Linked DNA regions of Homo sapiens: region 1 is linked to region 2. The links are chromatin contacts, found by Hi-C or POLR2A ChIA-PET in ENCODE. All regions are on one chromosome and are shown on one strand. Each heading gives the region's core, a stretch centred on a gene start or an enhancer-like site at or near the end of the contact. The rest is flanking DNA. Distances are from core to core; before and after follow the strand shown.

Evidence for each region. Hi-C counts contacts between places; a loop is a spot of excess contacts on that map. ChIA-PET counts read pairs that join two places held with the same protein, here RNA polymerase II (POLR2A). Pooled maps may share reads with other maps.
Region 1: a map of naive thymus-derived CD4-positive, alpha-beta T cell shows a loop between it and region 2 (2.5-fold over the local background). The contact joins the enhancer-like site here to the promoter of ZNF678 in region 2. A Hi-C loop is called at or near these places in 1 of 168 maps with a recorded cell type or tissue (naive thymus-derived CD4-positive, alpha-beta T cell), 1 of 37 single-sample maps with no recorded cell type and 9 of 50 pooled maps. POLR2A ChIA-PET finds 5 or more read pairs at or near these places in 8 of 52 experiments (A549, CD4-positive, alpha-beta T cell, CD4-positive, alpha-beta memory T cell and 5 more).

The regions. Positions count from the first base shown.
Region 1 is chr1:227,756,983-227,762,353 of GRCh38, forward strand. SNAP47 (synaptosome associated protein 47) reads left to right here. Exons shown (of 5, transcript NM_053052.4): 3 at 2,013-2,503. Among named protein-coding and RNA genes, the nearest start is that of SNAP47, 24 kb to the left of the region's middle. RefSeq lists enhancers at 1,358-1,417, 4,486-5,236. Within about 2 kb of position 2,564, at least 9 of the 41 ENCODE cell types and tissues checked have a DNase peak (open chromatin) inside an H3K27ac peak, as active enhancers do.
Region 2 is chr1:227,560,275-227,565,765 of GRCh38, forward strand. It overlaps ZNF678 (zinc finger protein 678), which reads left to right and starts at 3,282. Exons shown (of 4, transcript NM_001367909.1): 1 at 3,282-3,450. It also overlaps the pseudogene RNA5SP77. RefSeq lists an enhancer at 3,238-3,517.

The DNA.
Region 1 (5,371 bases), core at 1,314-3,813, 200 kb after region 2:
AGAGACTGTGAGTCAGGGGAACTTTCTCCAGATGAGGGACGTCTCAGATGTGGAAGTTCAATTCCCTTAGTCTCTCTAGGAATTGTTCCTTTCTCTGTGGCTCCAGGGGCCATCCCATTCTCACATTTGAGTTCTGGGATATTGCTGGTGCTGTGCCTTTGTTTCTGGTTTTCAGCTGAAGGAGTGGAGCCAGCTTGTGTCTATGGCATGATTTTGGAACCAGAAGTCTCCACGTTCATCCCTAGAGCTTCACTATAGGGCTAGGAGTCATCACTGTAAAAGAAAACCTAAAGTCATCACTGTAAAAGAAAACGTGTGAGTGTGGCTCTTGGCAACTAAAACAGACCATCTTGGGTGCAGCCAGCACAGGGCACCATTTTGACATTTCACATCCATCTACTGCATCAAAAATCTTACAGTCACTTAGAGATAAGTCAGGGCAAGGAAGCCACGGAGTGCTCACTCATCTACCTTCATCAAAATCCCAAACGCCAGTCAGCAAACTGTGCACCTTTTGTTTTAATTTGGATAATGATACATAATCTTGACTAAGAATGGCCTATAAGAAATGCAGGATGTGTACTGTAAACTCTTGCTGAGGTCATATAATGTCTTCCCATTGATGTATGGGATACTGAAGCCAACGGCAGGTCTAGTAACTGCAGTTATTTTAAAGCAGGGGTTAATGTGATATATTGAGATCTGCAATAACTAATGTGATGAGACTTCTGTTGGTGACAGTCAAAGGTTCAACTAATACTGAAGCTGTCTACAGTCAGGATGGAAGGAAATGCCACATTCAACTGGAAGTTAGTGAAAGTAGCCATGATTTTCCCCATGTAATCTTGCTAATAATTCTAATAGGCTGGCCCATGGCAGTTAGCTTAGGTGCAGTGCCACAACCATGGCAGCCATTCCTTCAAATAAGCCCCTCCTTCTCTCCCCCCAGCATACCCACTGATTCTGTTCTCTGGAGAACCTGACTGACGCAGTCACCCTGCTGGGCAGCATGGGGAAAGAAACAAATGAGCTCAGGGTGCTCCAGGAACAGCCTGGACGTTTCTGGATCTGCCCCAAGGGAAGCCCTTAGCTCCTGTAGCTGCAGGACAGAGCTTTGTGAAAACAGAATCTGGAGTCTCCTGCTGCAGATGGCTGAATTCTAACTGTGCATGGCATCTGCTGTGACATTGAGGGCATGACCGAGAAGGAATGGGACCCTGAGAACCCCAGTGTAGACGCATGGCTGCAGTCTGCAGAAGCTGGGGACGCTGAGTCCCTGAAGGCCACAGAAACTTCCTGGCCAGTAGAGGTAGCCCTTCCTCCCAGTCTAGGGAGATTCATCCTGCAAGACGTGCCGGGTTCTCCTCAGCTTCTGTCCCCACACCTGTAGATGCTCAACTAGACTCCAATCCCAGCAGAGGCTGAAAGACAGGGTGCAGAGTGTACTCTGAGGAGGAGGTGCAGTCGGCACCAACAGGAATCTGGAGCATGCGGACGAGAGTGGGTGTTGAGAGTGTGGGTGGTGGGGAAGCATCTAATGCTGAGTCTGGCTGAGGCTGGGGGAAGGGGCCTGCTAGGCAGAGCTTCAGTTGTCACGTGTGCCTGCTACAGTATGGACAGCGCAGACGTAGAACATTCCATCACTGCAGAAAGGTCTGTTAGATAGCTCCCTAGACAGTAAGTACAGGTTTCATTTTGAATCAAGATGACCCAGATCAAGGCAGCAGGGTGTGGGCAGAGTGATATTCTAGGCAGAAGGTGTGCATTTTTGCTGTCTTTTTGCTGGTTGGCTTTGCATCTAGATGAATGTTCTCACTGCTGGCCCCCAGCTTTCTCTTCTCACACTGGAGATAAAAGTCCCTGTGCCTCCTGCTTCATGGAGTGCTTGTGGAAATGAAGTAGAGTAAAATGGCAACATGCTTTACAAAGGTTAAAACCGTTTTCCAAAAAAAAAGGTATTACTCCTTAAAAATGAACTGATCCAGTTTTCCATGTTTTGTTTGCTTTTTCAGATTGCTGACAGAACTGGAATCTCCTGCTTGGTGGCCCTTTAGCTCCAAGCTTTGGAAGACACCACCGGAAACAAAGCCCAGGGAAGATGTCTCCATGACCAGTTGTGAACCCTTTGGGAAAGAAGGGATACTGATAAAAATTCCTGCTGTTATTTCCCACAGAACAGAGTCTCACGTTAAACCAGGGAGGCTCACCGTCCTTGTGTCTGGGTTGGAAATACATGACTCCAGTTCTTTGCTCATGCACAGGTTTGAAAGAGAAGACGTGGACGACATCAAGGTCCACTCACCTTACGAAATTAGCATCCGCCAGCGGTTTATTGGAAAGCCAGACATGGCCTATCGTTTGATATCTGCCAAGATGCCAGAGGTTATCCCCATTTTAGAAGTGCAGTTCAGCAAGAAGATGGAGCTGTTAGAAGATGCATTGGTGCTCAGAAGCGCAAGAACCTCTTCCCCCGCAGAGAAGAGCTGCTCAGTCTGGCATGCAGGTTAGTGACCGACAAGGCAGTGAGCGCGTGCACAGACTTCTAAAATTACAGGCAGACTCAGCACGCCTGTGGGAAATGCCTAACAGATGCGTCACCTAGAGCAGCTGCTGGCCTCCAGCTTGCTAGAGACAGCTCGTTTGTTTATACATAAAAACAATTCCAGACCATTTTCCTTGTACTTGACATCTGTGAATCTGAAATCACTGAGAGTTAACTGTACACTTGATAGGTGCGTGAATTCCAAAGCGGTTGGTACCATGCTTTGGATACAGTTTATCCTCACCAAAGCTCATGTGGAAATTTGGTCGCCAGTGTGGCAGGGCTGGGAGGTGTTTGGTCACAAGGACTCTGCCCTCTGGGTGGCTCAGTGATGTTCTCATGGTAGTGAGTGAGTGCTCCCTCTGGGAAGCCTGGATGAATTCTGGGAATGCATTAGTTCCCAAGAGTGGGTTGTTAGGAGGCAGGATGCCCCTCTGATTCTGTCTCTTTGCCTGTGTCCGCTTCCCCCTTGAGTGTCTCTGCCACAACACGAGAGCCCTTGGTGGAAGCCAGGGCATGCCCTTGGACTTCCCAGCCCACAGAACTGTCAGTTGACTAAAGGTCTGTTCTTCGTAAATTACCCAGTCTCAGGTGCTCAGTTATGGTGATGCAGAACCTGCTACGACACAGAAAGGGCTTTCAGAATGAGTGCATCAGAGCAAAAGGAAGCTCCTGCTGTTGTCTCTGTCATCTCCCCTCATTTTGATGTGGGAACCAGCACCTCAGGATTGTTACTGGCACCATCTCCACTTCCCCTGGTGGGGCCATTCCCATCACCCCTACTTTGCCCACTCTTGTTTCCCTGGGCATTTAATCTAGGTTTTCCTAGCCTGGCGCCCAAACATGCTATTAGGGATCTGTGTGTTGGAGAACTGTGCAGCGTGGTTCTGTGTGTTTGTGGCATTCTCAGATGTGTGTGGAGTGGCCATGGTACCTTCCCGCAGACTCCATTGTAGATTGTGAATGCTCAGCTGGCCTGTCCTGGGGGCCGGGCTGAGGGGCAGACACCCTGGGTCTTGGCACGTCCACCACGTTTGGCCTACCTCCTCCCTAGCACAGGACCGAGGCTTATGTGCTAGGAGCCGCCATGGTCCTGCCCGTCTGATGGGAGGCTGGTGGCCTCTTGGTGTTATTCTTGCCTTTACCCTTTCCTTGGTTAGGAGGTGGGGCCTCTGATGCGTTGTATTTGTTTTGGCCCTGCAGGTTTTGCTCTATGGATGGCCTGTTCTGTTTTCTTCTTTCCTCATGTGCTTTCTTCCCCCACAGATGTGCACGACTTTCCTACTATCCTAGTCCATCAGCCTTGGCTGGCTTTAGAGGCTATAGCCACTTCCTCTAGAGTCTCTTCCTCCCTTACAGAAATCTTTTATCTTGCCATGGTAAAATCCACCGATTTTCCCCTGCAGTTTGTCTTCGAGCTCTGATTAAGAAATCTGAATGTCATAAAAGACTCCATTTTCTAATATTAGCATTATAGCTAATACGCATGCATGTATACATATGTACACATGTGTATCAATGCCTATGTATTGTGCATGTATGTGACATGTACGTCCACACTATAATGCGTGTCTATACGTACAGCATGTAAAGCTGTATTCTTCAGGATTTTAAATGCCAGGTGTCTGTTAAAAGTAAGAGATATTTGCTACCCTTTCGGTTTCTCTAATTTTTCTCTTAAGAGAAAGATTTCAGTTCCTATAACCTGTTTCTCTAACATGAAAATGTTTTGCTTGCTATTCCAGATGGCTTCAAGTTTCGGAAAGAAATACACATAATAATAGATTGAGTCCCATGAGCCCCAGGGCTGAATACACACCCTAAAAATGAAAGGTGCACACCTTAGATATGCAGCACGTAGTTGAATCACAGAAAACCTACCACCTTTCTGTATATGTCTTAAAGTCAGGGGTTGCAAAGAGAGGCATTGACCCCTATGGAATGGAGCATGTGGTGTGAAATGTAATGAAATCCATTGATCAAGATGAGATCAAAGGTCACCATGAGCTGCTGTCACTAAAGTGCAGGCCTGAACCCGAGTGTCCTAGTGGGAGACAGGCTACAGAAGCATAGGAAGCAGAGGTCTTCACCCACATTCAAGGTAAATGGTACAGGCGTACTCCTGCACGTGGCTTCAGGGAGGAGGTATGTGACGTGCTGTGGACTGGTGGTGTGGGGACTGAAGAGGGGTCCCTGGGTATGTGTGGCGTCAGGCAGGAAGTTTGTGACATTCTGTGGAGTTCAGGACTGCTCTCCAGGGTCCCAGTAGAGAAGCACTCAGTGTGTTTAGTGGCCCTGCCATGTTGCCGACCTGGCTGCACCGTGGTGGCGAGCACTCCTGTGTTCCGCAGGCTGGTGTTTGTAAGTGGGTTCCTGCAATCTGTGCCGTTTGAGGTCAGAGGGCTATCACCTTTTCTGGGGGCCTCAACGTGCATTCAGGATTCAGGACTGATGGCGTCACCCTCCCTGCTCGGCTAGGAGGGCCCCCTTAGTTCAGGTCACCTGAGTGTGGGTTGTAGCCACAGCGAGCACCGTCTTTTCACTTGCACAGCTGCACCCGGCCCGTGGTGTTTTGAGTACCTGGGGCAGCCATCTTGCCATGTGGCACACACAGCACACAGTCCCACAGGGACCTGCTGCATGTGTGAGATGGACTGTTGCTCCTGTGGGGGACTGTTGTGCCACCTTTCCGTGCTCACTTTCACCCCCATGGGCAACCTGGCCTGTCCAGGTAAGTGCTGGTCTCATGGGGGCAGCTGTGCCTCCAGAGGGTGTTCTTGAAGAGGCTCCATGCAGGGGTTGGAGCGTGTGGTGCCCTGCCTGGTGCTA
Region 2 (5,491 bases), core at 2,032-4,531:
CTCTCTTCCCTCACTATGTTTCTCTATCGCTGTCTCTCTCTCCCTCCGTTTCTATCTCTCCATCCCTCTTGCTCTTGCTCTCCTTCAAGCTGTGTGTGTGTGTGTGTGTGTGTGTGGCCGCAAGCTTGCGCCCCTGTGTGAATGGGTGGTTTTGCTCATGGTGGTCGTGAGTTGTGTCTGGGTGTGCCTCAGCCCCTCTCTCCCAGGATCAGGCTGCCGGCTTTGGTGCCAGCGCGGGGCAAAGCAGAACCCACCCGGCCCCCTTGTTGCCCACGGGCTGGGTCCTCGTCGGGACAGGGGACAGGGTTGAAGGCGTTTTGAGAAAGAGGGCCCGCAGGACTGGGTCGGCTGATCGCCCTTGGCCAGCCCTAGAGGCTCTGGGTGGGTGGGGCAAGAGGGGACCTTGCAGAGGGATCCAAAACAATCCCTCACTGCTAAGACAGAAGACCGGCGGGGATACCAGGACCGTGGGCCCTGGGCCCTGACGTCTCGGAGCACACCCGGTCCTGAGCGGGCCCGATGTAGTGGAAGCTCGGGAGCTCGGGAGCTGGGGAAAGGCCTGGAGCTTCGGCGGAAGGGAGGCCACCTCGAGAGCCCGAAGCCTGTGCAGGAGACAGAGGCCTCTGGCGCCCACGCCCGGCAGCAGGGCGGCGCTGTGGCTGTCCCACGCTTGGCCTGGCCACCAGCTACTGCGGGAGGCTCTGGGAGGCCAGCGGAAGGCGCAGCGCGCGGTGGACGGTGCTCGGGCGTAGAGGGGGAGAGCGGCCGGTAGAGGGGGAGAGCAGACCAGCCCGGCCGCCGGCGAGCAGCTCAGGGGTACTTGATCCGAGCCCCGTGGACCCGGGGTTGCCGGGATGCCTGGAGTCGGGCGCGCAAGACTGAGCGGAGCTCTTAGGGCTGCCAGGCGTCTATGGCCATACCACCCTGAACGCGTCCAATCTCGTCTGATCTCTCGAGGCTAAGTAGGGTCAGGCCTGGTTAGTACTTAACTGGGAGACCGCCTGGGAATAACGGGTGCTGTAGGCTTTTTGGTTTCCCGGTCCCTCCCACTTTCCTCCTTTTATCGCGATGCCTCCCAACCGCACCCTGACTCTGCTCCTCCTTTTCCGCCCGCCTGCGCCCTCGCGGTACCCTGGGACCTCCTCGTGGGGCGTCCGCCACTGCAGCACCGCCAGTTAGCAGCTTCCCAGCTCTTCCGCCTGGCAGCCACCCCATCAGTAGCCCAGCTCGCTGCCCGGGGCGGGGCGGGGAGGGCCGGGCCGGGGCCAACCTCGAAGGCTCAGGGGCGGGTTCCCTGCCGTCCAGGGTGTCTTCCCTCTCCCGGGACGCCCAGGGAATTTAATTCACTCATCCAGCGCCGCTGGCACTGTCCAAGCCGGGGGAAGGGGCGGGCAGGGGAAGCGGGCCCCACAAGACACCAGCCAAGACCTCCGCTCCAGAACGCATGGGCTACTTTCCCCAGGGGAAGGACATTGCCTTCTCCAGCCACCAGGAAAACCGTCCCTGTGCACTCGGAATCCCATTGCCACCAACTTCGTATAAACTCCATTCCGGAGGACACGAGACAGACCCAGGCCTCTGCCCCGTGGGCATGCTCGGTGCCACAGCTCTCGCTAGAGGGACGGTTGCACTCTACAAATCTCGGGGCCCACCGCACCAAGAGGACAGGGAGGAGCCAACAAAGGAAAAGTCCTATGAAACGCACCACCAAAGCAACCAATCCAACAAAAAATACGTCTCAGGGCTCTGTTGGGTCACTCCGTTAGCCCTTCCACCCTGTTCTGGCCCAGCCCAAGCACCCTCCACCCTACCCTGTCCTGCTCAAAGGGGCCCTGTCTACCGGAGCAGAACACTCCCTCTCCAAGGCTCTATGGCTCTGTAAGTCCCTCATCCTCTCTCTTCTTCTTCCCCCTCCACCTCGTGCTCTTTCTGTAGCCTTCTCTCTCTCTCTCTCTCTCTCAATCCTGACTCACTCTGCCTCTCTATCACTGTCTTTCTCTCCCTCCGTTTCTATGTCTCCATCCCTCTCTCTTGCTCTCCTTCAAGCTGCCTGTGTCTGTGTCTTTGTCTGTGTGTCTGTGTGTGGGTGTATGTTTGCAGGAGGGGCAGCGAGGTGTGTCTGGGTGCGTCTCAGCCCCTCTCTCCCGGGATCCAGGGTGTGTGTGTTGGGGGGAAGCTGTGGAAAGGGTGTTGAAGGAAAGTGACAATCAGCTTCCTGAAGGGCACTGACAGGCCATTATTCCTGTGGCTTGGCAAATTTTCTGTTTGAACTTATTTCTTGTTAAGGGTCCAAGTGTACTGACTATGGAGATAAGAAAAGAATAGCTCTAAGTAGCTGAAGCTCTGTGAGGTACGGAAGATTTTTCTGGCCCAGAGAGACTTGAGTATGGGATTTGAGACACATCTCCACACCCTTTCCCAGGGGCAATTGTTTAAAGGTATGTTGTTCCTAACTAGCTGTCTCATCTGGAATTTGTGATACAAAGAACAATGTATAGCCAGTCAGTGACTTCTGGATTTTAATGTAAATTTTTGATGAAAATTTTAGGAACTGCCTCTTTTCTTAAAACCCACTTGTAATGGTTACTAGTTGGAATGTATAATCAGGGCAACTTTAGTCTATGCTCTCAGGTAGGTATCCTAAACATATGCTTTTGAATATACTTTTGAAAATAGATTCTGACTTTTTTATTATGATGGGTTGACAGGGGACTGGCCTGGGACACCTGCCTGGGTGTAAATACCCCAACCATGCGCTGCCCTGCCCAGCAGAAGAGGCGGGTGGACAGCAGGCCCCCTTTGGTCAGAAACACATGCATTGCATAGCTGTTCTGGACCTGGGTCCTGCTTGCAAGGACAGTTCCACAGGCGCACCGGAATGCGCCTCCCCTTTCCACCCGCCAGCATTCCCAAGCACGCCTCGGCTTCTGACTGTTCTGTGCTTTGGGAGGAAAACTCATCTTCAGGTTTTTCTCCAACAGAAGATGATGATGACGTTGTTTAGACACTCAGGAACAGAGATTGCAGATTGGCTTAAGAGTGCGCCCTTTATTAAAGATGGTATGCATGGAAAGACATGGAACAATTTTGGAAGGATACAAAAAAAATTGCCCATTTTGTTAATAGTCTCATTCAACCCCTTTGCTGACCTCATCTCCTGTCACTCATAACCAAAGGAGGCGGGTCCTGGAGCCCTGTCCAATCAGGGACATTGACGTGGGAACTGTCCAATCAGGAGCGCAGCTTGAGAGGCGGAGGGGGTTTCCGGGATCTGGCGGGGCCTTTGTCTTGTGCTCCAGCTGGAGCTTTGGTCCCGTATTCTCGGCTATTTATCCCCAGCTGCGGGAGGCCCTGGTGACTCTGCTGCTGCAGTGTCTGGTTTCCCTGTGACCTGCAGGTACTGGGAGTTACATAGCTAAGATGCCAGGACACCCCGAAAGCCGGAAAACGGTGAGAGTTCCCGGGAGGGTGTTCCAAGATGGCGGTCCGGCCTCCCGGCGTCAGCACTAGAGTCCGCGGCCCGGAGTCCCGGCTGGCACCTGTGGGATCTGTCACCTCTGGGTAGGGGCGGGGCCAGGCCGCCGCGGGATTCTCCTCCCATCACTGCGCCGCGGCTTCCGCCCCGGCCTCTCTGGGCGGCTATGAAGCCGCAGCCCCGCGGGTCCCCCAGACTGTGTGCTTTGTCCAGAGGGGAGGGTCATCGGGGAGAAGCCAAATCGGTGTGCGAAACATGCGTGGGAAGAGCTGTTCCATGGGGCTTATCTTAGCTGTGCAGTCCATCCTTTTTCCTGTGAAAAATGGAGTCACTTTTAAAGCTTTGAAGAGTTTGAGGAAAGGGAGTTTCATGAATGGGAGAGCGCCCAGCTATGGTGTGTGGCTTGTGGGTTTATGGAGGAGGTGCTTGAAGGAAAAACTTTTTTGTAAGGTGCATGAGGAAGCAAGCCAAATTTAATAATTGACGACAGTTACAGTCACCTTATTTGGACTGTCCAGGTGGAAATTTCCTGGTTATTTAATTACTGATTAATTGGAGTTTTGTGATTGGTTGAACTTGGATTTTGTTTCTACTTAAGGCAGTCATTAACAAGAAATGCATTTGAGCTATTAATATTCTTTTTCATGTAGAAACGCAAGACACTAGAGCCACCTCAGTCTAATTGCCTGCTAATTATTTTAACACTGCACAAGAGACTGCTTTTCCCCTGCATTTTCCAAATAACATGGAAAGCAGGGTCTTAAATCCACTCCTCTGTTCTCCCAGCCTGACTCTGGCCTGCAATAAAATACTAAATTTTCAGTTTCTTTCCAAAATTCATAAAAACCACCATCACCTCTTCAGTTCACAACACTGTCAGCTATTTGTCTTTTATTGCGTACTCCAGGCACAATATTTTAATTAATCATTTTTTCACAGAACATTGGAGGGCACTCTTTGTTGTTGCTGTTGTTGTTTTGTTTGTTTTTGTTTTTTCTTTAAGAAGGAGTCTCGCTCTGTAGCCCAGGCTGTAGTGCAGTGGCGCGATCTTGGCTCACTGCAACCTCTGCCTCCCGGGTTCAAGCGATTCTCCTGCCTCAGCCTCCTGAGTAGCTGGGATTACAGACCCGCGCCACCACCCCCGGCTAATTTTTGTATTTTTAGTATTTTGTATTTTAGTTTCACCATGTTGGTCAGGCTGGTCTCCAACTCCTGACCTCGTGATCCCCCGCCTTGGCCTCCCAAAGTGCTGGGATTACAGGCGTGAGCCACCACGCCTGGCCTGTTGTTTTTTCCCTACCCGGCTTTTTTTTTTTTTTTTTTTTTTTTTTGGTTGAGTTGGAGTCTCGCTCTGTTGCCAGGCTGGAGTGCAGTGGCGTGATCTCGGCTCACTGCAGCCTCCGCCTCCTGGGTTCAAGCGATTCTCCTGCCTCAGCATCCCAAGTAGCTGGGACTACAGGCGTGCGCCACTACACCTGGCTAATTTTTGTATTTATAGTAGAGACGGGGTTTCACCATGTTGGCCAGGATTGTCTTGATCTCTTGACCTCGTGATCTACCCGCCTCTCCCTCCCAAAGCGTTGGGATTACAGGGGCGAGCCACCACGCCTGACTTGTTGTTTTTAAGAGGATCTTGCTCTGTCATCCAGGCTGCTGGAATGCAGTGACATTGTCATAGCTCACTGAAGCCTCCAACTCCTGGACTCAAGTGATTTTTCTGCCTCAGCCTCCTGAGTGGCTAGGCTTAAATGTGTGTGCTGCCATGCCCAGCTAATTCTTTTTATTTTATTTTTTTGTAGAGATTGGGTTTCGCTAGTTACCCATGTTTGTGGAACTCTTTAAAGATTTGTTATCTGTTTGTGAAGGCAGAGAATAACCTCTTGGCACTCTATTGTAAAGAAATATTTGTGCCACTCTGCTTTTTATCTTTCCTAGGCACAGACGCCTTGTACAAAATCTTTGAAAACTTTGGAAACTTTACAGCTGGTTGTATCCTCAGCCACTCTTTTTTATTTT